Regions from separate parts of the Homo sapiens genome. Here region 2 is linked to region 1. The links are chromatin loops, found by intact Hi-C in ENCODE. Cell type or tissue: IMR-90. All regions are shown on one strand. Each heading gives the region's core, and the rest is flanking DNA. Links, peaks and the distances in the headings are about the cores only. Region 1 overlaps RIC1 (RIC1 partner of RAB6A GEF complex). Region 2 overlaps RIC1 (RIC1 partner of RAB6A GEF complex).

Region 1 (12,646 bases), core at 1,559-9,558:
GGCTCAAATGATTCTCCCACTTCAGCCTCCCAGAGTTTTAAAATGTTTTGAGACTTGTTTTGTGCATAGCAAAGGAAACAATCCAACAGAGTAAAGAAATAACCTTCCTTTTGAATGGTAGACAATAGTTGCAAACTATGCATCTGACAAGAAACTAAAAACCAGAATATACAAGGAACTCAAACAACTCAACAGTTAAAACAAAACATTCCCATTAAAAAGTGGGCAAAAGACATAAACATTTTTTCAAAAGACATATGGATGGCCAACAGGTACATCAAAAGAGGCTCAACATCACTAATCATCAGGAAAATGAAAATCAAAACCACAAGATATCATCTTAACCCAGTTAGAATAGCAATTATTAAAAAGAAAACATAACAGATGTTGATGAGAATGCAGAGAAAAGGGAACTCCTGTGGTGGAAATATAAATTAGTACAGCCATTACCAAAAACAGTATGAAGATTTCTCGAAAAGTAAAAATAGAACTACCATATGATCCAGCAATCCCACTGTTAGGTATTTATCCAAAAGAAACAAAATAAATACATCAAAGGGATATTTGCACCCCCAAGTTCATAGCCACACTGTTAACATTAGCAAAGATATGGAATCAACCTAAGTGTCCACCAACAGATAATCATTTCAATTGAGTCAGAAAAAACATCTGATAAAACTCAATATCCTTTCATGCTAAAAATACTCAAAAAACTATGAATAGAAGCAAACTATCTCAAGATAATAAAAAGGCCATATATAAAAAACCTATACCTGGCTAGGCATGATGGCTCACAGCTGTAATCTCAGCACTTCAGGAGGCCGAGACAGGTGGATCACCTGAGGTCAGGAGCTCGAGACCAGTCTGAACAACATGGCAAAACCCTGTCTCTACTAAAAATACAAGAAATTAGTCGGGTATGGTGGCGGGCGCCTGTAATCCCAGCTACTTGGGAGGCTGAGGCAGAAGAATTGCTTGAACTCGGGAGGTGGCGGTTGCAGTAAGCCGAGATCACACCATTGCACTCCGGCCTGGGCAACAGAGCAAGAAAAAACCACTACCACTACCACCACCACCACCACCATCACCACCACCACCACCACCACCACCACCACCACCACCCACCCCCACACACACAAACAAAAAACAAACAAACAAAAACAAAAAACAAAACAACAACTTGTAACCAGCATCAAACTCAATGGTGAAAAGATGGAAAGCTTTTCCTCAAAGGTCAGAATTAAGACAAAGATGCCCATTCTTACCACTTCCATTCAACGTAATACCTAAAGCCCTAGCCAGAGCAATCAGCAAGGAAATGAAATAAAATAAATCTAACTTGGAAATGAATAAGTAAAATTATATGTTTGAAGATGACATGATCTTATATGTAAAGACTCTAAAGATTCCACAACAACAACAAACCTGTTAGAATGAATGAATTCAGGAAAACTGCAGAATACAAAATCAACACAGAAAAATCAGCAAACCGTAACATCAAAAAGAATAAAGTACTTAGGACTAAACCTAACCAAGCAGGCAAAAGACTTCTACAGTGAAAACTGCAAAATATCACTGAAAGAAATTAGACACAAATAAATGAAAAGATATCCTCTGTTCATGGATTAGAAAATTTAATATTGTTAAGATGTCAATACTACCCAAAGCAATCTACATAGTCAATGTAAGTCCTTTCAAAATCCTAACAGCATTTTTAGCAGAAACAGAAAAATCCATCCTAAAATTCATATGGATTCCCAAGAGACCTCGAATAGACAAAACAAACTTGAAAATAACAAAGTTGGACGTCTCACATTTCCTGACATCAAAACTTACTAGAAGACTACAGCAATCAAAATACTGTCGTACTGGCACAAGGATACACATATAGACCAACAGAATAAAACACAGAGTCCAGAAATACACTCTTGCATAAATAGTCAAATTATTTTCCACAAGGCTACCTAGACCATTCAAAGGGGAAAAGGAAAGAAAGTCTTTTCAACAAACAGTGCTGGGAAAACTGGATATCCACATGTAAAAAAATAAAGCTGGACCCTTATCTTATACTATATACAAAAATTGTCTCAAAGTGATCAAAACTCTAAACAGAAGACCTCACCCTATAAAACTCTTAGAAGAAAACACAAGCCAAAAACTTCATGACTTTGGATTTGAAAACAATTTCTTGGATATGATACTGAAAGCACAGGCAACAAAAAAAAATAGGTAAGACAGACTTCATCAAAATTGAAAATGCTGTGCATCAATGGCTACTACAAAGAGAGTAAAAATGTAACCCTTGAAACAGAAGAAAATACAGTCACGTGTCACTTTAACAAGAGGGGATAAGTTCCAAGAAATGCATCACTAGGCAATTTTGTCATCATGTGAACATCACAGTGGGTACTTAACACAAACCTAGACGTTATGGCCTACTACACACCTTGGCTATAAGGTATACCCTATTGCTCCTAGGATACAAGCCTATATAGCATATTACTATACTGAATACATAAGCAATTGTGCCATAATGGTAAATATTTCTATATCTAAATACTTCTAAACATAGAAAAAGTAATGCATTACACTATATAAAATTTCTATTGTCACTAGGCAAGAAGAATTTTTCAGCTCCATTAGAATTTTATAGGGCCACCATCATATAATGCAGTCTGTTGACAGGAACATCTCAAACTGCCATTACATGGAGCATAACTGTATTAGAAACCACATATCTGATAAAGGATTATACCCAGAATACATGAAGCGTTACAACTCAACAAAAAATAACCCAAGAAAAACAATGGGCAAAGAACTTCAACGGACACTTTCAAAGAAGGCATACACATGACTTACAAGTACATAAAAGATGCTCGACATTAATAACCATTAGGAAAATGCAAACCAAAACCATGACATACCACATTGGACCCAATGGAATGGCAATCATCAAAACAACAGAAAACAAGTACTAGCAAGGATGTGAAGAAACTGGAACCACTGTATTGCTGGTAAGAATGTAAAATGATGTACACTGTGGAAACACAGTATGTGGCAATTTCTTAACATTAAAAAAAAAAGCAAAATTTCTCAAAAAAAAAAAAAACCTATAGAATAACCAAATGAAACAGCAGGTCCACTTCTGGGTATGTACCCAAAAGAAGTAAAGCAGGGATCTGGATATTTGTCTACCCATGTTCACAGCAGCATTATTCACAATATCCAAGAGGTAAAAGCAGCCCATGTGTCCATCAACAGATGAATGAATAAAACAAAATGCAGTATGTACATATACAATGGAGTATCATTCAGCCTTAAGAAGGAAGGAAATTTTGGTACATGCTACAGCATGGATAAAACTTAAGACATGCTGAGTGCAATAAGTCAATCACAAAAAGACAAATAGTGTGTGGTTCCACTTGTCTGAGGTACCCACACAAATCAAATTCATAAAGACAGAAAATACAATAGTAGTTTCCAGGGACTGATGGGATGAGAAAACCAGGAATTACCATTTACAGGGTACGAAGCTTCAGTTTGGGAAAATGAAAATGAAAGTTCTGGATACTGATGGTGGTAATGGTTACATGATAATGTGAATGTACTTAATGCTGCAGAACTTTGCGAAGTATATATCTGCTAAATAATTTGTATCAAGACATATAAAGAACTCTTACAACTGAATAATAAGAGAAATATTCCACTTAAACAAAAATGGTCTGGGCATCATGGCTAATACTTGTAATTCCAACACTTTCGGAGGATAGCCTGACGATGGGAGTTTAAGACCAGCCTGGGCAACTTATGGAGACCCTGTCTCTACAAAATTTTTAAATAAGTGAGGCATGCTGTTGGGCATCTGTAGTCCCAGCTACTAGGGAGGCTGGGGTGGAAGGATCACTTGAGCCCAAGAGTTCAAGGCTGCAGTGACCCAAGATCAGATCACTGTTTTTTTTTTAAATGGACAAAGGATTTGAATAGATAATTAACTACATAGGTATAGCGAAATGGCTAATAAGATATATAAATGGAATAAGATATATAAATAGCTAATAAGCAAATGAAATCATGCCAAACATTTTTTAGTCATTAGAAAAACACCAAATTAAAGCCACAAATAAGACACCACTACAAACCCTCTAGAACGGGTGTGGAGAAACAGAAACTTCCATACATTATTGGTGGGGTTGTAAAATGCTACAGTCACTTTGGAACAAAGTTTTGCACTTTACCAATAAGTTAAACTTGCCATATGACTTAGTAGTTGCACTCCTAGGTATCTCTCTAGAAGAGTAACATTTATCCACACACAGACATGTATACAAATGTTTACAGCAGTATTACTCACAATCATTCAAAATGAGAGTATTATTCACAATGACTCAAATACCTGTCAACTGGTGAATGGAGATAGAAATGCGGCATATGCAAATAATGGAAAAATATTCAGCAACAAAAAGGAATACTACCACATGGACATAGAGTGTGGAATAACAGATACCAGACTCAGAAGGATGAGAAGGGGATAAAGGATAAGAAGTTACTTATGTGTACAATGCACATTCTTTAGCTGATGATTACACTAAAAGCCCAGACTTTACCACTGTGCAATATGTCCCTGTAAAAAAACTGCACTTGTATCCCTTAGTTTACACACATTTTGAAAAAAGAAATATTATGACCTGGATGCACCTCAAAAACATTATGCTAAATAAAAACCAAACACAAATGACCATATACCATATGATTCCAATGATATGAAAATTCTAGGAAAGCTAAATCAAATGGACAAAAAGTAGGCCAAGGTTTTCTAAGGCTGGAATGGGAGAAGAGGTTGATGACAAATGGGCATAGTACTTTTTAAGGCTGATATAAATGTTCTAAAACTAGACTGTGATTATGGATGCACAACACTATAAATTTACTAAAAATCAATGTACACTTAGATGTATTTTTATGCACCTCAAAGCTCTTAAAAATTTAAACCATAGCAAATTCTACAGTATTATCTACAATAATATCCAAATTTTCATAGGTAAATTTTTGTATGATTTATGGTTGAAATAAGGTAAACTACTTGGGGGACAGTAGATTTGTGACAGCAACTCAAAGGAAAGCAATTGTAACTTAAAGGTAAGAAACCTCTCTGATTCCAACCAATTGATGCCTGCTCATGAGTAAGAAATCTGAACGAAGAAACTGTCTCATTTTGTGGCAGGTGTAAATTCCAAAATATTTTTAAATTGTAAATTTATTTTATTTTTTCTGATTAAATAAATTGCCTAACAAACTAATACAGGTGGAACACTTTAATGCAGGTCCTATATCACCATTTTAGATGACATACAAATACTGAAGTAAACAATCACATAGGAAAAAAATCTTTTTTCAACTCCTCTTCAATCTTTTTTATTTACGTAAGGAGAGTATCTAAATGAGGTGCTAGTTTATTTTTAAGCACCTTGCATAAAAAGGGCTAATTGCCCTTTTTAATAAAGGAGTAATTATGAGTTTGGCAGGAAACCATATTTTTCATAACTTTTTTTTTGAGAAAGGGTTTCACCCTGTCATCCTGGCTGGGTTGCCATAGTGCAATCATGGCTCACTGCAGCCTCAACCTCCTAGGCTCAAACTACTCTGTAGTTCATCAAAATTTAAATAGTATACAGTCATTCATATAGAATCACTCAAACTCCTGGTTCTCAGTATGTGTTTATATTGACATGATCTATGAAAAAAAGAAAGCCATAGAAGAAAAAGCAGTATAAACAAATTTAAAAGGAGATTTTAGTCATCTTCATGTGTTTATGAATCAAGACATCCCAGGCTCAAACAATCCTCCCACCTCAGCCACCAGATTAGCTGAGACCACAGGCATGCACCACCATGGCCAGCTGATTTTTTTATTTTTATTTTTTATAGAGATGGGGGTCTCCCTATACTGTCCAGACTGGTCTTGAACTCCTGGGCTCAAGTGATCCTCCCACCTAGGCCCCCAAAAGTGCTGAGGTTACAGGTGTGAGCCACCATGCCCAGACTTATAAAATTGTTTTTATTGTATTCCTTCATAATATCTTCTATTCATAAAAATGGTACTAGATTTCCATTTATGGTAAAAGTATAAATTCATTTATTTTGAAAGAGACTTTCAAGTTTAAAAGTTACAATGAATAGGTAGTATGAGAACAGGCCAAAAGTCATGAATGAGAAATAAAAAGAACTTAAATTTGGGAAACTTTGCTTACTATGATGTAAAATACCTAGTCCACAGTAAACTCCAAATAAATATTTAACTATAATATGGATTATGTTAATGATTCATAAACACCTGAAGATGACTGCCCGGCAGTGGCCAGGCAGAACCCACTATGGCCCTGTGGTAGTGGTGGCCACAGAGGCAGATTCTCCTCTGCCTGTGGACAGGGGAAAAAGTGGGAAGAATTTTGTGTTACGGTTTGAGTGCCTGCTTAGCCACAACAGAACAGAATATCAAACAAATTGCTAAGAATTTTGACTCTAATCCCTGGCTTCCAGACAGCATTTCTGGACTGGCCTGGGGTTTGGGGAATGAGACACTCTGAAGGGAAGGACATAAACCTGGCTGGCTTCACCACCTGCTGATGGTAGAGCCTTAGGGCCTTGAGTGAACATAGGTGGTAGCCAGGTGGTGGTGACAGCAGGCCTTGGATGAGACCCAGTGCTCTGCTGGCTTCAGGTCTAACCCAGCTTAGTTTCAGTGGTGGTGGCAACAGGGGTGCTTGCATCAACGCATGAACACATCCCTAGTTCCAGGAGACTCAGCACAGAGAGAGACTCCATTTGTTTGGAAGAAAGTAACAGAAAAGAACAAGAGTCTCTACGTGGTAATCCAAATAATTCTTCCAGATTTTATCCAAGACCACCAAGGCAGTACCTCTGAGTCTGCAAAAACCTCAGCATTATTGGGCTTGGGGCCCAAGTCCCTTCGAATAACTGGAAAGACTTCTCAAAAAGGACAGATACAAACAAGCCCAGACTGCAAAGACTACAATAAATACCTACCTCTTTGATGCCTACACACCAATGAACATCTACAAGCATCAAATCAAGATCATCCAGGAAAACATGACCCCACCAAATGAACTAAGTAAGGCAGGGACCAATCCTGGAAAAACAGAGATAGATATGTGACCTTTCAGGCAGGAATTCAAAATAGCTATGTTGAGGAAAGTCAAAGAAATTGAAGATAACACAGAGAAGGACCTCAGAATTCTATCACATTTTAAACAAAGAAATTTAAATTTTTAAAAATCAAGCAGCAATTCTAAAGTTGAAAAATGCAACCAACAAACTGAAGAATGCATCAGAGTCTCTGAAAAGCAGAATTGATCAAGCAGAAGAAAGAATTAGTGGGCTTGGAGACAGGCTACTTGACAATATAGTCAGAGGAGACCACAAAAGAAAAAAGAATAGAAAACAGTGAAGCATGCCTAAAAAATAGCATGAAAAGGGCAAATATAAGAGGTATTGGCCTTAAAGAGGAAGTAGAGAAAGAGACCGGAGTAGAAAGTTCATTCAAAGGGATAAGAGAGAACTTCCCAAACCTAGAGAAAGATATCTGCATTCAAGTATGAGAAGGTTACAGAACGCCAAGCAGATTTAACCTAAAGAAGAGTACCTCATGGCGGCCGGGCGCGGTGGCTCATGCCTGTAATCCCAGCACTTTGGGAGGCCGAGGCGGGCAGATCATGAGGTCAGGAGATCGAGACCATCCTGGCTAACACAGTGAAACCCCATCTCTACTAAAAATACAAAAAATTAGCCGGGTGTGGTGGTGGGCGCCTGTAGTCCCAGGTACTCAGGAGGCTGAGGCTGGAGAATGGCGTGAACCCAGGAGGCAGAGCTTGCAGTGAGCTGAGATGGCACCACTGCACTCCAGCCTGGGTGACAGAGCAAGACCCCGTCCAAAAAAAAAAAAAAGAAGACTACCTTATGGCATCTATAAACAAACTCTCAAAGGATAGTTTCTTTATCAAGGATAAAGAAAGATCCTAAAAACGGCAAGAGAAAAGAAACAAATAACATACAATAGAGCTCCAATATCTCTGACAGCAGACTCTTCAGTAAAAATCTTACAGGCCAGGAGAGAGTGGCACAATATGTTGAAAGTGCTGACAAAAAAAACAAACAAAAGCATTTACCTTAGAACAGTATATCCAGTGAAAATATCCTTCAAGCATGAAGGAGAAACAAAGACCTTCACAGACAAAAAATGCTGAGAGAGTTCATCAACACTGGATCTGCCCTCAAGAAATGCTAAAGGGAGTTGTTCAATCTGAAAGAAAAGAGTATTTAATGACCAAGAAGAAACCATCAGAAGGTACAACTCGCTGGTAATAGTAAGCACACAGAAAAACACAGAAGAGTATAACTCCTTCTACTTGAGTAGTTTACACAGCACAATTACACTCTTATTCTGTAACTTCAAATAAATAACCTAACAATGATTCTTATTTTATAAGTGTTATTGTAGTGTGTAAACTACTCTTAAGTAGAAAGACTGATGAAACGAACCAATAAAGAATAACGACAACTTTTCAAGACATAGTACAGTAAGACATAAGGAGAAACAACAAACAAAAAAGTTAAAAAGCAGAGGGATGAAGTTAAAGTGTAGAGGGATGAAGTTAAAGTGTAGAGTTTTAATTACACTTTTAATTACACTTTAAACACTTTGTGTGTGTTTGACTGCTTATACAATCAGTGTTAAGTTGTCGTGAGTTTAAAATAATGGGTTATAAGACAGTACTTGCAAGTCTCACAGTAAACTCAAATCAAAAAACACAACAGATACACAAAACATAAAAAGCAAGAAATTAAATCATAGCACCAGAGAAAACCACCTTCACTAAAAGGAACACAGCAAGTAAAGAAAGAACGAAGACCACAAAACAACCAGAAAATATATATCAAAATGGCAGAAGTCCCTACTTATCAATAATAGCATTGAATACAAATGGACCAAACTCTCCAATCAAAAGACAGAGAGTGGGTGAATGGATGAAAAAACAAGATCCACTGATCTGTTGCCCACAAGAAACACACTTCACATACAAAGGTATGCATAGACTGAAAATAAGGGGATGAAAAAGATATTACATGCCAATGGAAACCAAAAGAGCAGGAGTAATTATATAAATACTGACAAAATAGATTTCAAGACAAAAATTGTGAGACAAAGAATGTCATTATATACTGAGAAAAGAGTCAATCCAGCAATAGAATATAACAATCATATGTACATATGCACCCAACACACCCAGATATACAAAGCAAACATTATTAGGGCTAAAGAGAGAGCTAGACCTCAATATGATAGCTGGAGACTTCAACACCTCACTTTCAGCACTGAACCCAACTCCCAGACAGAAACTCAACAAAGAAACATCGGACTTAATCTGCACTATACAACAAATGGACCTAACAGATATTTATAGAACATTTCATCCAAAGGGTGCAGAACACACATTCTTTCCCTCAGTACATGGATCACTTAAGGATTGCTCATATGATAGGTCACAAATCTTAAAATATTCAAAAAAACTGAAATAATATCAAGCATCTTCTCTCATAATAGAGTTAAACTAGAAATCAATAAGAACAATTCTGGAAATCATATAAACACTTGGAAATTAAACAATATGTTCCTGAATGACCAATGGGTCAGTGCAGAAATTAAGAAGCAAACTGAAAACTTTATTGAAACAAATGATAATGGAAACACAACATATCAAAAGTTATGGGAGACAGCAAAAGCAGTATTAACAGAGAAATTTATAGCTATAAGTATTACACCATAAAAGAAGAAAAATGGCCGGGTATAGTGGCTCATGCCTGAATCCTAGCACTTTGGGAGCCGAGGTGGGCAGATTGCTTGAGCTCAGGAATTTGAGAACAGCCTGGGAAACATGGTGAAATCCTGTCTCTACAAAAATTAGCTGGGCACGGTGGCATGCAACTGTAGTCCCAACTATTTAGGGGGCTGAGGTGGGAGGATCACATGAACTTGGGAGGTTGAGGCTACAGTGAGACGAGATTGCACCACTGCACTCTAGCCTGGAGAATAAAGAGAGACCCTGTCTCAGAAAACAAGAAGAAAAACTTCAAATAAATAACCTAATGATGCCTCTTAAACAACAAGAAAAGCAAGAGCAAACAACCCAAAATTAGTAACAGAAATAATAAAGATGGAGCAGAAATAAATTAACTTGAAATGAAGAAAATAATGCAAAAGACCAAAGAAACATAAAGTTGCTTTTTAGAAAAGATAAACAAAATTGACAAACCTTAAAAGAGAAAACCAAAATAAATAAAATCAGAGATAAGAAAGGAGATATTACAATTGATACCGCAAAAATTCAAACGATCATCACAAACTACTATGAGCAACTATATGCCAATAAACTGGAAAATCTAGAGGAAATGGATAAATCCCTAGCACATACAACCTACCAAGATTGAATCATGAAGAAATTCAAAACCTGAACAGACTAACAACAGTGAGATTGAACCTGTAATAAAAAGTCTCCCAGTAAAGAAAAGCCCAAGACCTAGTGGTTTCACTGCTCAATTCCAACAAACATTTAAAGAAGAACACCAATACTACTGAAACTGTTCTGAAAAATACAGGAGGAGGGAGTACTTCTAAACTCATTCTATGAGGCCAGGATTACCCTCATACCAAACCCAGACAAAGACACATCAATAAAGAAAACTACAGGTCAATATTTCTGATGAACACTGATGTGAAAACCCTCAACAAAATACAAGCTAATGAGATTCAACAATATATTAAAAAGATCATTCATCATGAACAAGTGGTATTTATTCCAGGGATGCAAGGATGGTTCAACATATGCAAATCAATCAATGTGATACATCATATCAACAGAATGAAGGACCAAAACTATATGATCATTTCAACTGATGCTGAAAAAGCATTTCATAAAAATTCAACATCCCTTCATAAAAACCCTAAAAAAACTGGGTATAGAAGGAACATACCTCAACATAATAAAAGCCATATATAACAGACCCATAGCTAGTATCATACTGAGTATGTAAAAACCGAAAGCCTTTCCTCTAAGATCTGGAACACGACAAAGATGCCCACCTTCACTATTGTTATTCAACACAGTACTGGAAGTGTCCATCAACAGATGGATGGATAAAGAAAACATGGTACTTGCACATAATGGAGTACTATTCAGTTACAAAAAAAATGAGATCCGGTCATTTACAACAACATGGATGGAACTAGAGGTCATTATGTTAAGTGCAATAAGCAAGGCATAGAGAGACAAACATCGCATGTTCTCACTTATTTGTGGGATCTACAAATCAAAACAATTGAACTAATGGTGATAAAGAGTGGAAAGATGATTACCAGAGGCTGAGAAAGGTAACTGGGGGGATAGGAAGGGAGGTGGGAACGGCTAATGGGTACAAAAAAAGAGAATGAGTATGACCTAGTATTTGATAGCACAACAGGGTGACTACAGTCAAAATAATTTAATTGTATATTTTAAAATAACTATGAGTACATATGGATTGTTTGGAACATGAAGGTTAAATGCTTGAGGGGATGAATACCCTATTTTTCATGAACTGATTGTTACAAATTGCACGCTAGTATCAAAATATCTCATGGCTGGGTATAGTGGCTCATGCCTGTAATCCCAGCACTTTGGGAGCCCGAGGTGGATGGATCACTTGAGCTCAGGAGTTCAAGACCAGCGTGGGCAACATGGTGAAATCCCATCTCTATAAAAAATTACAGAAAAAAAAAAATTAGCCAAGTGCAGTGGGGCACACCTGTAGTCCCAGCTACTTGGGAGGCTGAAGCAGGACAGCTGCTTGAGCCCAGTAGGCAGAGATTGCAGTGAGCTGAGATTGTGCCACTGCACTCCAACCTGGGCAACTGAAGTGAAACCCTGTCTCAAAAACAAACAAACAAACAAAAAAATCATAAATATATACCTACTGTGTTCTCACAAAAATCAAAACACTAAAACTTAAAAAAAAATTGCTGTGCCACACGTATGACAAATACCTTAAATTCATTAATATTAAAAATGTTTATTAAACATCTTCCTTGTACAAGGCACTATAGATAATACAAATTAAGATAGTTTCTGTGCTCCAGAAACTTATAATCTAGCTGGAGAAATAAAGCATAAGTGCAAAACTTACGATATAAAGCAGTAGTTCAAAGGAAAAAGCAAAATTGTCTCTGAAGATGACATAATCTTATATTTAGAAAAACCTAAAAACCACCAAAAAATTTAGAACTAAGAAATGAATTTAGTAAAGTTGCAAGATATAAAATCAATATACAAGAATAAGTTGTGTTTCTACACAAGAACAATGAGTATCTAAAAAATAAATTAAGAAAACATGGCTGGGAGTGGTGGCTCACACCTATAATCCCAGCACTTTGGGAGGCTGAGGCAGGCAGATCAACTGAGGTCAGGAATCGATACCAGCCTGGCCAACATGGTGAAACCCTGTCTCTACTAAAAATACAAAAATTAGCCGGGTATGGTGGCAGGCACCTGTAATCCCAGCTACTCAGGAGGCTGGGGCAGGAGAATTGCTTGAACCC
Region 2 (12,646 bases), core at 2,271-10,270, 55 kb before region 1:
GAATATATAAATAATTCTTATAACTCAAAGATAAACAAACCAATTAAAAAGAAGGGAGAGGCAGGGCATGGTGGCTCATGCTTGTAATTCCAGCACTTTGGGGGGCCAAGACAGGAGGATTGCTTGAGCCCAGGAGTTTGAGACTAGCTTGAACAATGTAGTGAGATCCCAACTTCACAAAAAAATCAAAAAATTAGCCAGGTGTGGTGGTGCATGCCTGTAGTCCCAGCTACTCTGGTGACTGAGGTGAGAGGATTGCTTGAGCCCAAGAAATCAAGGATGCAGTGAGCTATGATTGTGACACTGCCTGGAAGACAGAGCAAGAAGCTTTCTTTAAAAAAATAAAAAAAAAAAAGACAGTGGGAAGAAGACTTGAATAGATATTTATCTAGAGAAGATACACAAATGGCCAAAGAGCAAATGAAAGTATGTTCAATGTCATTAATCATTAGGGAAATACACATCAAAACCATAATGAGATACTATTTCACATTCATTGGGATGACCCTAATATAATAAAAAAAAAAACCCAGAAAATAACAAATGTTGATGAGGATATGGAGAAACCAGAACCTTCACATATGGCTTGTGGGAAAACAGTCTGGCAGTTTCTCAAAAAGTTAAACATAGAATTACCATGTAACCTAGCAATTCTACTTCCAGGTATATACCCAAAAATAATTGAAAACAGGTGTTCAAATACAAATTGTACATGAACAACTGCTATGAACACTCCTAGTCATAGCAGGACTGTTCCAATAGCCAAAAAGTGAAAACAACCTCAATGGCCATCACCTGATTCATGGATAAACACCCTGTGGTAAATCCATATAACAAAATATTATTCAGCCATAAAAGAAACGAAGTACTGATACATGCTAAAACACGAATTAACCTTGAAAACATTACATTAAGAAGACACAAAAGGTACATAGTGTGTGATTCCATTTATACAAAGTATCCAGCAATTAAATAAGACACAAAAGGTACATGCTGTATTATATTTATATAGTGTATCCAGAATAGGCAAATCCAGAGAGACACAGACAAGAAACAAATGTATGGTTCTAGGGGCTGAGAGCAGAAGAGAACAGGGAATGACTGCTTAATGAATCCATGGTTTCTGCCTGGAGTGATGTAAAAGTTCTGGAACTAGGTAATTGTGATAGTTGTACAAAACACTGTAAATGTACTTAATGCTATGTGAGACATGGAGTCAAAGGAGGTTATTTTGGAGCTTTAAGAATTAATGACTGCCCTACTGTGTTTCAGATCTGCACGGGGCTTATAGTCCCTTTCTTTTGGCTGATTCTTCCCTTTCGGAACGGGAGTATTAACCAATGTCTGTATTCCCATTGTATCTTGGAAGTTATTAACTTGTTTTTGATTTTACAGGCTCATAGGCAGAAGAGACTAGTTTTGTCTCAGATGAGACTTCGGACTTTTGAGTTAATGCTGGAATGGGTTCAGACTTTGGGGGACTCTTGTGAAGGCATGATTGTATTTTAAATGTGAGAAAGACATGAGATTTGGCAGGGGACAAGGGTGGAATTACATGGTTTGGGTCTCTGTCCCTACACAAATCTTATGTCAAATTGTAATCCCCAACGTTGGAGGTGGGGCCTGGTGGGAGGTGACTGGATCATGAGGGCAATTTCCCCTTTGGTGCTGTTCTTGTGATAGTAAGTTATCGTGAGATCTGGTTGTTTAAAAGTGTGTAGCTCAGTTGCATGCAGTGGCTCACGCCTGTAATCCTAGCACTTTGGGAGGCCAAGTCGGGCAGAATGCCTGAGCTCAGGAGTTCGAGACCAGCCTGGGCAACAGGGTGAAAGCCTGTCTCCACTAAAATACACACACAAAAAAAATTAGCCGGGCATGGCGGCGTGTGCCTGTAGTCCCAGCTACTCAGGAGGCTGAAGCAGGAGAATTGCTTCAACCCGGGAGGCGGAGGTTGCAGTGAGCCGAGATGGTGCCACTGCACTCCAGCCTGGCAACAGAGTGAGACTCTGTCTCAAACAAACAAACAAACAAAAACAAAAACAAAAACAAAAACAAAACAAAACAAAAAAAAAGTGTGTAAGTGTGTAGCACCTCTCCCCGGCTTCCTGCTCTGGCCGTGTAAGAGGTGCCTGCTTCCCCTTCTCCTTCTGTCATGACTGTAAGTTTCCTGAGGCCTCCCCAGCCATTCTTCCTGTATAGCCTGCGGAACTGTGAACCAATTAAACCTCTTTTCTTTATAAATTACCCAGTCTTAGGTGTTTATTTATGGCAGTGTGAGAATAGACTAATATACCTCATGACTCAGCTCAGATGCTACTCTCTTTACAAAGAATTCCTCAATAATACACTGAAAGTATATTCCCTTTCTAAACTGCCTCCCAAAGCTATTTATCTGTAGCTCCTTTAGAGTACACATCACTTTTACAGTATATTTGATATTATCTGAATTTAGCTTTTGTCCCCTTAATAAACTATGAGCTTCAGACTGGGAAAAAATCAACTCTAATTCACACCATTGCCTTGTATATAGCCCAAAACCAACAAATGTCTTAAATGAGTAAAGATGAGTGTCCCCTTGGAGGCCTTATTTCCTGAGTCTTAGCTATTCCAGGCAATTGATGATGTTTAATACGTGGATCCCTGCATAAGTGGGATGTATGCACGTATGTTTTTTGACATTTTGAGTGTATTAAATGTTAACAGTTACTCCTTTGCTTTTGATCCCAGTCATGTGCTTGAGAAACTAACCAGCTTCAATATTTTAATTATGATGGTTTTCTCACTAAAAGCAAAATTGTTTGGAAGAACAGATAATAGATTTGACATGCACTACCTACCATATTCATACTAATGTTATAGTACGAATTATACAGAGCAAAAGTTAAGTTAAACTATACAAGGTAAGGAAGATGGATAGAAAACAAAAACCTGAATTTTCAAGAGAAAATGTAACTGAACTTTTCTTTTTTTTTTTTTTTAAATGGAGTCTTGCTCTGTCACCCAGGCTGGAGTGCAGTGGTGCAATCTCGGCAAACTGCAATGTCCACCTCCCAGTTCAAGCAATTTGCTTCAGCCTCCTGAGTAGCCGGGATTACCACACCAGCTAATTTTTGTATTGTTAGTAGAGACGGGGGTTCTGCTATGTTGGTCAGGCTGGTCTTGAACTCCCGACCTCAAGTGATCCACCCGCCTTGGGCCTCCCAAAGTGCTGAGATTGCAGGCGTGAGCCACCTCACCCAGCCCAAACATTTATTTCTAAGCTACACTTTGCATTTAAATCGATATACTCCAAAGGATTCAATATAGATGCCCATAAAAAAGATAAATATCTCCATCAGGAGTGCTATGTACACATCCACTCATGAAAGAAAAAAAACATTCAGAGCTTTTCTATAGGTCTCAAACAGAAGAGCCAGCTATACCACAGTTTTACCACAAATGGGTGATAACAAGTTATTGTTTACTTGCACTAATGAAATAGAACCCAGCCAACTTAAGTCATAGTGATAGTTTTGATAAATTTTGAGAAGAAACATGAAGGGAAATTAAACACCAGACTTTGACCATACGATTCTGAGAAGAATCTGAACTAAAAGCTAGGTAAGCTAACTGGGGAAAAGAATGTGAAGAGTAGGGAAGCAGTAGGAAATTATACTTATTTGAAAAAAAATATTTATAACTTGCAGTTGTCTTTGTGAAACTACATGGAAAAGAAAAAATTTAATTATTTTCTAACTTTTATTAAGATTATTATTTGTGACTCCTCTAGTTCAAAGTTATAGGAAGTTTTAAGTGATCTGTTCCAACGATTTTCCCACAAGCTTTGTTTTTAGTGTGCACTTGTGCAGAATGAAGGTGTTTACACAATGCATATATCATGCTTTGGCAAAAATACCTGCTCATGAAATGGTACAAAGCTTGTTAGACAATTCAAGTATTTTAAGAAGAAACAAAATATATAATTTATTATATATTTATAAGGCATATTTATAAATATACATTAATATACGTAAGAGAATTTAATTTGTAAGATTCCCCTCTAAAAGTGTTGAAATTTGCTAGATTTACGAATAGATTTTTAAGATTTGTAGATGGAACTTAAAAGTTTGAGCTACAGTTATTATTTTGAAGCTCTAATAAATTGAATATTTTTAATCCAAAGTAAACTCTAAATAAATATTCAGATTTTTTACTTTGAAAACACAAAATCACAAATGAACAAAAAGAAATGAAACAGCTGAATACATTATGGGATAGGCAAAAGGGATTAATCCCATTATAATCCCCTCAATAATGTTCTAAATTTCTATCTATTTGAGATTAACTGGGGCTAACAAAAACAAACTAACAAAATTTATAGAACTAGCTAAGAAGTGTCGGTCATTCCCAGCTCAGTATTGGTTAATCAGGTGCTCTCCCTACAAGCCATGGCAGAATTTGTGAAGGAAAGAACAGAAATGTCAATGAAGGAAACTTGGTGGGGTTGGGTGGGGACAGCCCATGGAACGATGACCCTGAGAGACAAGAAACCAGTGAAAGGAAAAAAAAAAAAAAAAGTAGGAATTTTTTTCTTAATGCAGTTTCGGATCAATTGTGTGACAGTTTTCTTAATGCATTCAAAGTTGTTGTGGTTCTTAAAGCCAAGAGGTTTACACATCACTGACTATATAAAACTAATTCTGTAGACAATTTGTCTTATTTACAGATAGATAACTTTCAGATATGCTTTAAAGTTTAATCTTGGTAAACCACCACTAATTTTAATACTGTATATGAAATCCAATAATATAATTTAGTTTCAGAATCAGAGTGAACATACATCAGAAAGTGTTGTAAATCTCAGATTATTGCAAAAATCTAACATGTGAAAAATCCAACAATTACATTTTATTTACAAAAATTGATTTACATAGGATTTGTTAAAATCCAATTTATGAAACAGAACAAATCTAGAGACACTAGGTTGCCCTTACCACTTGTGTGGAATTTGTCTCTCTAGAAAGTTTTATAAAATGTTGCTTTTATATTTTAGTTATATATGCAATATACAAACAGTTTTTTGAAAAAAAAAAAAAGACATTGAAATAAATGTAAGCTATACATACATTTAAGAAAGATGAATAAAAACATTTACCCACTAATTCCAGTTCAGAATTGCAGGTGGCCACGGCCCATCCCAGCAGCTTGGGGCCAAAGCTGAAGCCCACCTTGGACCAGATGTCATTCCATTGGAGGGCGCACTCACACACATACCCCACACTCGCTCAGACTGGGGCCATGCAGATGCTGATTCACCCAAAGCGTACATCTTTGGGATGTGGGAGGAAACTACAGTACTACACAGACATAGGGAGAATATGAAAATTCCATATTGACAGTGGCCCTGGCCAGGGATCAATTTTTTTCCCTCATCGATGTTATGACATTATTCAAGGATATGATGTAAGGAGTTTCTCGCTATATTAAAGAAGCTATCTTTGTTAATACTTGGAATTTTCAAGTATTGTATAAATGAATACTCTGCCTAAGTTCCCCAGAGGAGTCAAGTCTGTTATTGCTTACATTTGATACATGACTCAATCTGAGACTTGCTTTTGAACAAGTACACCTGTATTTTTTGGCAACCTCTTAAAGTTTTGTCATTCTTCAAATTCTAGTTCACTCTAAAACCTCGCAGTTAATGAACTAGAATCCCCTTCTTTTTTAAACACTTATAAATTGTCATAAATATGCAATGGAGGCACATTATATTTACATAATTCAGAAGGCAACCTAGACAACAATACCAGTTGCAACTTATTAAGAATCTAATCACTCATTTTTCTCATTTTATAGACACACAGCACAGAAAGCAACTTTAGAAAATGGCTTTTCCAAAGTCTTGGGAAAAAGCAGAATCTGAACTGGAACCTGGGCCTCTCTGATTCCAACTGCCATATTTTTTTCCACATCTCTAAACTGCTGGATATTTATCTGAGGTATCAATAGCAAGTCTAAGAAAAATATCACAAGAAAGTAGGAAAAATGAAGCTAAGCCGGTTTTATTAATGTATTTTCCATACATTAACTTTTGTAACTAAAAGTAAAGCCTCCCAGTTTTCTATTCCAATGAATGATAAGGCATTCATGTTAATGAGTGGCCCTTAAAGGGCCATGAAAAAAATAAAATGTTTCTATGGGATGGGTCAACCACTAGTCAAACTTCCCAGGACACTGAGCGGGGAGTAATTTCTCATCAAATTGGTAAAAACCAAAAATCAAACCACAATACCAAGTGTAGCATAAAAACTACACAGAAGTCTTAAAAGAAAAGAAGACTGCTTTTAAAGCATGTCAAGTATGCTTTGAGGGCTAGATCAGGTGATACAGAAAACTGATTCACAAATTCAACAGCCATTTCTTTGAGCAAATTCTTCTGTGCAGGAGATACCAAATGCTTTAAGTGCCAGCTAAAGAAAAGAATAATGTGGCAAATAACCTAATAGATTTGGGGTGTGGGGGAACAGAAACTTCAAGAATGCAATTAATTATAGTGTTTTTCCTTGCAACATAACTTACCTAAGTCCTGACTTCTCTCCCAAGTATAGAACTCAAGTCTCCTTATCTACAAAACTTCCCTTGACAACTAATCACTTTACCCTGAAATGCTATTATGACTTTTCAAGATATTTACCTGGCAATCTGTTATTTTATATTGCCATTAACTTTAAACAATTATTCATTAGCATCTTCAGTAGCAGTGTATAGCAAGTGTTTTACAGATAGCAGGCATACAATAAATGAGGATGAATCCATTTGAGATGATTCTGAAATGTGCAAGGCTTGATCTAGAAAGTTCTGGCAGTCCTATGTAAATTCTGGGACTAAGAGGCTTTAGTTCTCCAACCATAATTCTGGAAAGGCTCAGAACGATTTCTTTTCCTAAAACTCCAGGCCTCATATTTCATCATTTGCATTCATCATTGTTTACTGGAATGCTTACAATAATAAAAAGTATTTTTGGATGAAATGAAATAATGATATCTTGGATGTGCTTAAATATACTCCAGTGGAAAAAGACTGAAAATTGTTCAAACTGACTGATGGACACACAGATGGTCATTTTATTATTCTACTAATAGAGTACCTGGTACCAAACTAGTGCCCAGAAACAAGAGAACTGGACAAAATAGATCAACCAACCATATTCAGACATGAGACAGCAGGCAGCACAGGACTGATATCATGAGGGAAGGAAAACAAACAGGTTTTCTGGCAGAAGTCACCATCTAACCTCTTAAGGTTTTGTCCATCATGTAGAGTGAGAGAAACCAAGCATAGTATGGCAGCCTTGTTAAGTTGAGGAGAAAAAGATTAAAGTTCAGAGAAGCAGAAGCAGCTATTTGTGAAGCAGAGCACCAGTGATGTGGGAGCCACACAGAGAAAAGCTCTAGAAACCTGCAGGGGTTTCCCGAGTCTTACTGAATACTATCCAAATACATAGTGACACTCCACAAATACAGGCAAAGAATGACTACTAGGGTTTTTGGCTACCCAGTTCATATAGGACTGGGAGACATTTCGGTTCTGACTAGCCAGAATGGAGAGACCTTCTTAAAGACCTAGGACATTCAGTGGACTTCAGAAGGGCTAAGCTAGCTTAACAGTTAAATCCATCCTAAAAGACATACAAAAAGCCTCAAAAGATCAGTAAGATCTCCAAGCAGCTTACCTGCCACCCAAAACAACCTTCAATACTCTTTAAAGGAAAAGGACAAAAATCAGACAATGGATAATGTAATACAGTATCTAACATCCAATCTGAAATTACTAGACATGTGATATGACCCAGCAATTCTATTCCTAGGTATTTATTTACTCAAGAGATACAGGACAACTGGAGAGTGAAATGAGATTAGAATCTAAAAAAGCAAAGTTCACATTTTTTTACTTTTTATCTTTATAGATCTCTCATTGTTGGATTTTTTTTTAAGTAAGAAGGTATTGATGAATTAGTAGTGTAAATTTTTAAAACATACTATGGGAATGCACATGCCAGATCAGTTATTTATTGGGTACAGGGGCGGATATAGGAGAGTTGAGGGCAGAAGGTTTATAGAGTACAACAGATGTCTGACCTGAGCTTGAAAACCAACTCAGATAAATTTCTTACATAAAAAAAGATAGCAGGGGAGTCATACTGAATAGAGCAAATAACAAAGGAATAGAGGCATTAAATAGGAATTGTGGGTTCGATGTGTTCAAGATATGGAGAAAGTAGGTTCTAAATGCCAGGCCAGAGAGCTTGGACTTCGTTTTGGAAAAAAAAAAAAATTGTTATCAATGCAAATGATAAACTTCATTATGTAGGTGAAAGAGACTAGGGGAAGAGAAATGAGTTAGTGAATAAGCTTTTTTAATAGACAAGGAGGAGGACATGAGGGCCCCTAAAAAGACCAATGAGAGTAAAATAGAGTTAAATGAATTCCAGAGGCACTGGAAAACTCTAATCAATCAGTAAAATTTGATGACTGAACAAATATGTAAAGTGAAGAAACAATCCAGAGGAAGAAACAAAGAATTAAAGGTTTTCTACCTCATACAACGTACAAAAGATGATGGTAACTGCAAAAAAGTTTAGCAAAGCAATAGCATGTTTGGCTTGGCAGGGGGTAAGTGAGTGAGGTTTAGACATGAATCTGACATTAAGAAGACATAATAGGCCGGGTGCAGTGGCTCACGCCTGAAATCCCAGCACTTTGGGAGGCCGAGGCAGGCAGATCACTTGAGGTCAGGAGTTCAAGACCATCCTGGCCAACATAGTGAAACCCCGTCTCTACTAAAAATACAAAAATTAGCTAGGTGTGGTGGTGCATGCCTGTAGTCCCAGCTACTCAGGATTGAGACATGAGAATCGCTTGAACCCAGAAGGCGGAGATTGCAGGGAGCCAAGATCACGCCACTGCACTCCAGCACAGGCGACAGAGCGAGACTCTGTCTCAAAAAAAAAAAAAAAAAAAGATATAATAATAATCCAGGAGAAAAGTGACAAGACCTAAACTGAACTAGTGTCATTGGGAATTACGAGGAGGGAAAAGAAATGACATACAAGGTAGAATATACTAGACTGGATATAGACTGGCTATTGATGTTAGTGGGCAGGAAGAGTGAATAAACTCAAATACACGGTGGTGCCATTTACTGGAAGAAAAAAGCGGGTGCGCTCTTGACTTTCCCAGGATTCAGTTACCTAAAAATCAGACTGTATTTTCATTTTTACAGCTAATAAAAAAAGTTCATCATTTCTTACTAACTATAAATTATTATAGGACCTAAAATTTATTCACGGTATCTTCTTATGAATTTTCATACCTGCTAAATCTCACCAATCCAGAATTGTCTTCCCCTGGATATATGTTTTGTTACCTCATCATCTTTGAGATCCTTTTATATGTCATCTTCTCAGTGAAGACACTGACCACTATTTTAAGTCATATTCCACTCTCTATTCCCTTACCCTGCTTAATTTTTCTCCATAGAGTGGATCACCTAACTCATAATGTATTTTACTTATCACCCTCTACTAGAAGAATAACAAGATCTATCAGCAGGGCTTTTTGTTTTGTTGTTTTTTTCCACTGTTAGATCTCTAGTATCTACAACAGTGCCTAGAGCTGGACAAAATTCAATACTTTTTAAATGGATAGACAGATGGATGAAAATAATTTTCAGAAGAGTTTTTTGAAAGACGTAGTACCCTTTCACCAGACTTTTCATAGAACCAAAAAAAAAAAAGCCACCAAAAACCAAAACTGCTTATCGTTTATATTATCACACATTGAGACAGCCTCCAGTCTGACAGAAACAATGTGCAGGGCTCTCTGATTTGGGCAGTCCTACCATTCTTTGGATTCAGGTGCCATCCTTGGAAGTGTGGCCAATAAGGGAGTTTTCACTATCCAGAACTTATATAATAACACTGTTGCCAATCCTATTAATAAGTGCTCATGCAACTATAATGTGAAGTAATGGATGCATGTAATATGCAAAGTTCAGTAGTAAAAGGTCACCCATGTACATTTACAGAATATAAACACACTGAAATCAAATTAGACACGGGATGTTTTCAGAGGCTCAAGCAGAACAAAAAACATCAAGATCACTAACATACTTTGTCAAGTTTATAAACTGAATGTAGAACAAGGTTTATTATTAGAAATACGGGGAAAAAGTGGCTAAAGTTCCTCTCTAGAAAAAGAACACTCACAACATATTAGCAAAAAGAAACATATATTGAGGGAAACTTTCATGAGTCTGTAACTAATTCAGATCTCTTGTCACCTTTAAATTTGATACGATTTAGATGCTTCTGTCCCTTACTGTAGGTTTCTTCTGCAAAGAAGCTGGATTTTAGAAGGGGCAAGTTGTGTTGAAGTTAAAAATTGCTAACCTCAGGTAGCTATGCTCTTCTTCCTTTCCAGCTGGCACTAATTCATTAGCAGTGAGCTGGTAAGAAGTATTGCCATCTGATGAAATTATATGGGGAGGGTGGAGGGGGAAGAGGAGAAGGAGATTTGATTATATTTTGGAGTGACTTTTTTTCTTCAGTGAAAAAGACCAGTATCTTTACTATATAATAATTAAATGTACTGAATTTCAGTACAGAAACTTTTTTTTTTTTTAAAGAAACTCAGCCTCAAAAATGCTAGTCTCTAACAAAAAAGAGGGTAATAGTAGCAGTGAAAAGACAGGAAGAAGGGGGAAAAAAATCTCTGCTCTCAACAAAGTATACATGATGATGACATATTTGTTTAAATTTTTTTCATTATGCTGAAATTAAACATGATGTGCAATTTAGAAATCTACTAAACTTCTATTTAAACATAAGCATATGAACACATTTTAAAGCTAAACACAAATTATTTCTGACTTATCCCTGGAAGTTTCCTTCATTAATTTCACTAAAATTTCCAAGCCATAAAATAAAATGTCCAGACAACCTTCAACTAGTCTGGTCCACTGGTCTGTGTAACTAATATGAAGAGATAATGTAATATACAATGGAATCTAAGATTTCTAAAATGGAAAATTCATTCACCAAAGAATAAATGATCTTTGAGGTACAGAGTCACTTAATAAGACTGCCACCATTGTTATAGACTGACTCCCAACATCTATAGAAGGATGCTAGAAACAACACTAGGTGGAAACTAGGAAAGATCATGAGGCATCTGAACTGTGTTCTCAGATGGAGCATAGTGGAAAAGGATATGCAGTCTGAGGTTAAGATGCTGTCACATAATACAGGGAAGTTAAGATACTCTAGAAAAACTCCTGTGATGAACTTGTAAGATTTACAGAAGAGAAACGAGAGACAATAGTATTTCTATAACTAAGTGAGAAGAGGATGATTAACCACTGGCCTCAGTAATTATACTGCCTCTATTCTTCAGGACTATTAGAAACCACTCCAGATCATTTCTCCTTTTTCCATTCTCTACTCCCAGATAAACCCCAAAGTAGTAGCTGGATGGAGCATAAACAGGGTTGAGACAGTATATTACTGATTAATAGCACAGACTTTAGAGCTACAACACTTATGTCTGAATCCTAGCTGTACAACTTATTCGCGTGTGACTATGGGTGAGTTACTCTGCCTCTCTGTGCAGCAGTTTGTAAAACAGTTATACCTAACTACCTCATAGGGTTGCTAAAGGGATTAAATACGTATTAAAAAATGCTTAGAACAGTGTCTCAAACTACAGAAGGGTTTATAATGGCACAGATGACAATGAAGATACCACTGTCAAAACCAAACTTTACTTTCCTCAAAACCTTATATAACCACTATTTTTCAGGTTTTAAGAATATGAATTCACATAATCCTCTTAACAATGAAAGAAGTTATTTTTATTCCCATTGTACAAATGGGTTCTGCAGAAAAACCAAGAAACTCACTAGACTAAGTAACATAACTAGAACAGTCAAGCACACAAATACACAACAGGCTGACTTTAATCTGCAGAACTATTTTCATATAAGAGATTTTAGGTAGCAGTTACTAGAAGTTAGACTCTGGCAAAGAAGTAAAATATCAAGTAGATATATATGTATATATTTAAAAATTACTTAAAAGCTTAGAAATGAAGTAAACACTTGGTGAAAAAAATTACTGATAATAACAGTTGTCCTTTATTAATTATCCCATAAGCTAGGTGCTTACCTAAGCATTAAATATGAATGATCTCATTTAATCTTATGAGATGATTACTACTGTTATCCTACTCTACAGATGAGGAAAGTTTTTGGTGGTATTAAATAACTTGAAAGAAGTCATATAGCTGAAAAGTGGCACAGCCAACATTTAATTTCAGGTCTATCTGACACCAAAGCCTGTATCTTTAACTATTATTCGAACTGCTCTAAAGCAATGCACATTTTATTGAGGCCAGCCACTGAAACCTAAAACTTTCAATATAGTAAAAGAATGCCCAAATTAAGAAAGAGAGTATGTTTTTTATTTAGTTCTCTGCCTTAACACATAGAGTCAAACACAGCAAAGTTCACGCATTGTCAGGACTACTTAGTTAACTGGTGTCTCTTGCAGTTTTAGAATCAGAAAAGAAAGAAACTGTTTCTTAAAACTTTTCTGGAACACAAAAAGTGG

The links. A loop is a pair of places that touch in the nucleus more often than their neighbours do. Peaks named below come from ENCODE experiments on the same cell type or tissue, not always from the same donor. Only the 100,000 strongest peaks of a DNase experiment are listed, where the experiment ranks them.
Region 2: it touches region 1 in a loop (2.1-fold over the local background); 14 of 110 quality-filtered maps call a loop at or near these places.

What each region holds. Positions count from the first base shown.
Region 1 is chr9:5,636,413-5,649,058 of GRCh38, reverse strand. The region is part of intron 1 of RIC1 (RIC1 partner of RAB6A GEF complex); the gene reads right to left. Among named protein-coding and RNA genes, the nearest start is that of INCR1, 13 kb to the right of the region's middle. In IMR-90, for the core only: no CTCF peak of the experiment used is centred there; a DNase peak (open chromatin) is centred at 5,828; H3K27ac peaks cover 183 bases.
Region 2 is chr9:5,691,925-5,704,570 of GRCh38, reverse strand. All of the region lies in intron 3 of RIC1 (RIC1 partner of RAB6A GEF complex), which reads right to left. Among named protein-coding and RNA genes, the nearest start is that of INCR1, 69 kb to the right of the region's middle. RefSeq lists an enhancer at 7,270-7,389. In IMR-90, for the core only: no CTCF peak of the experiment used is centred there; a DNase peak (open chromatin) is centred at 5,570; H3K27ac peaks cover 333 bases.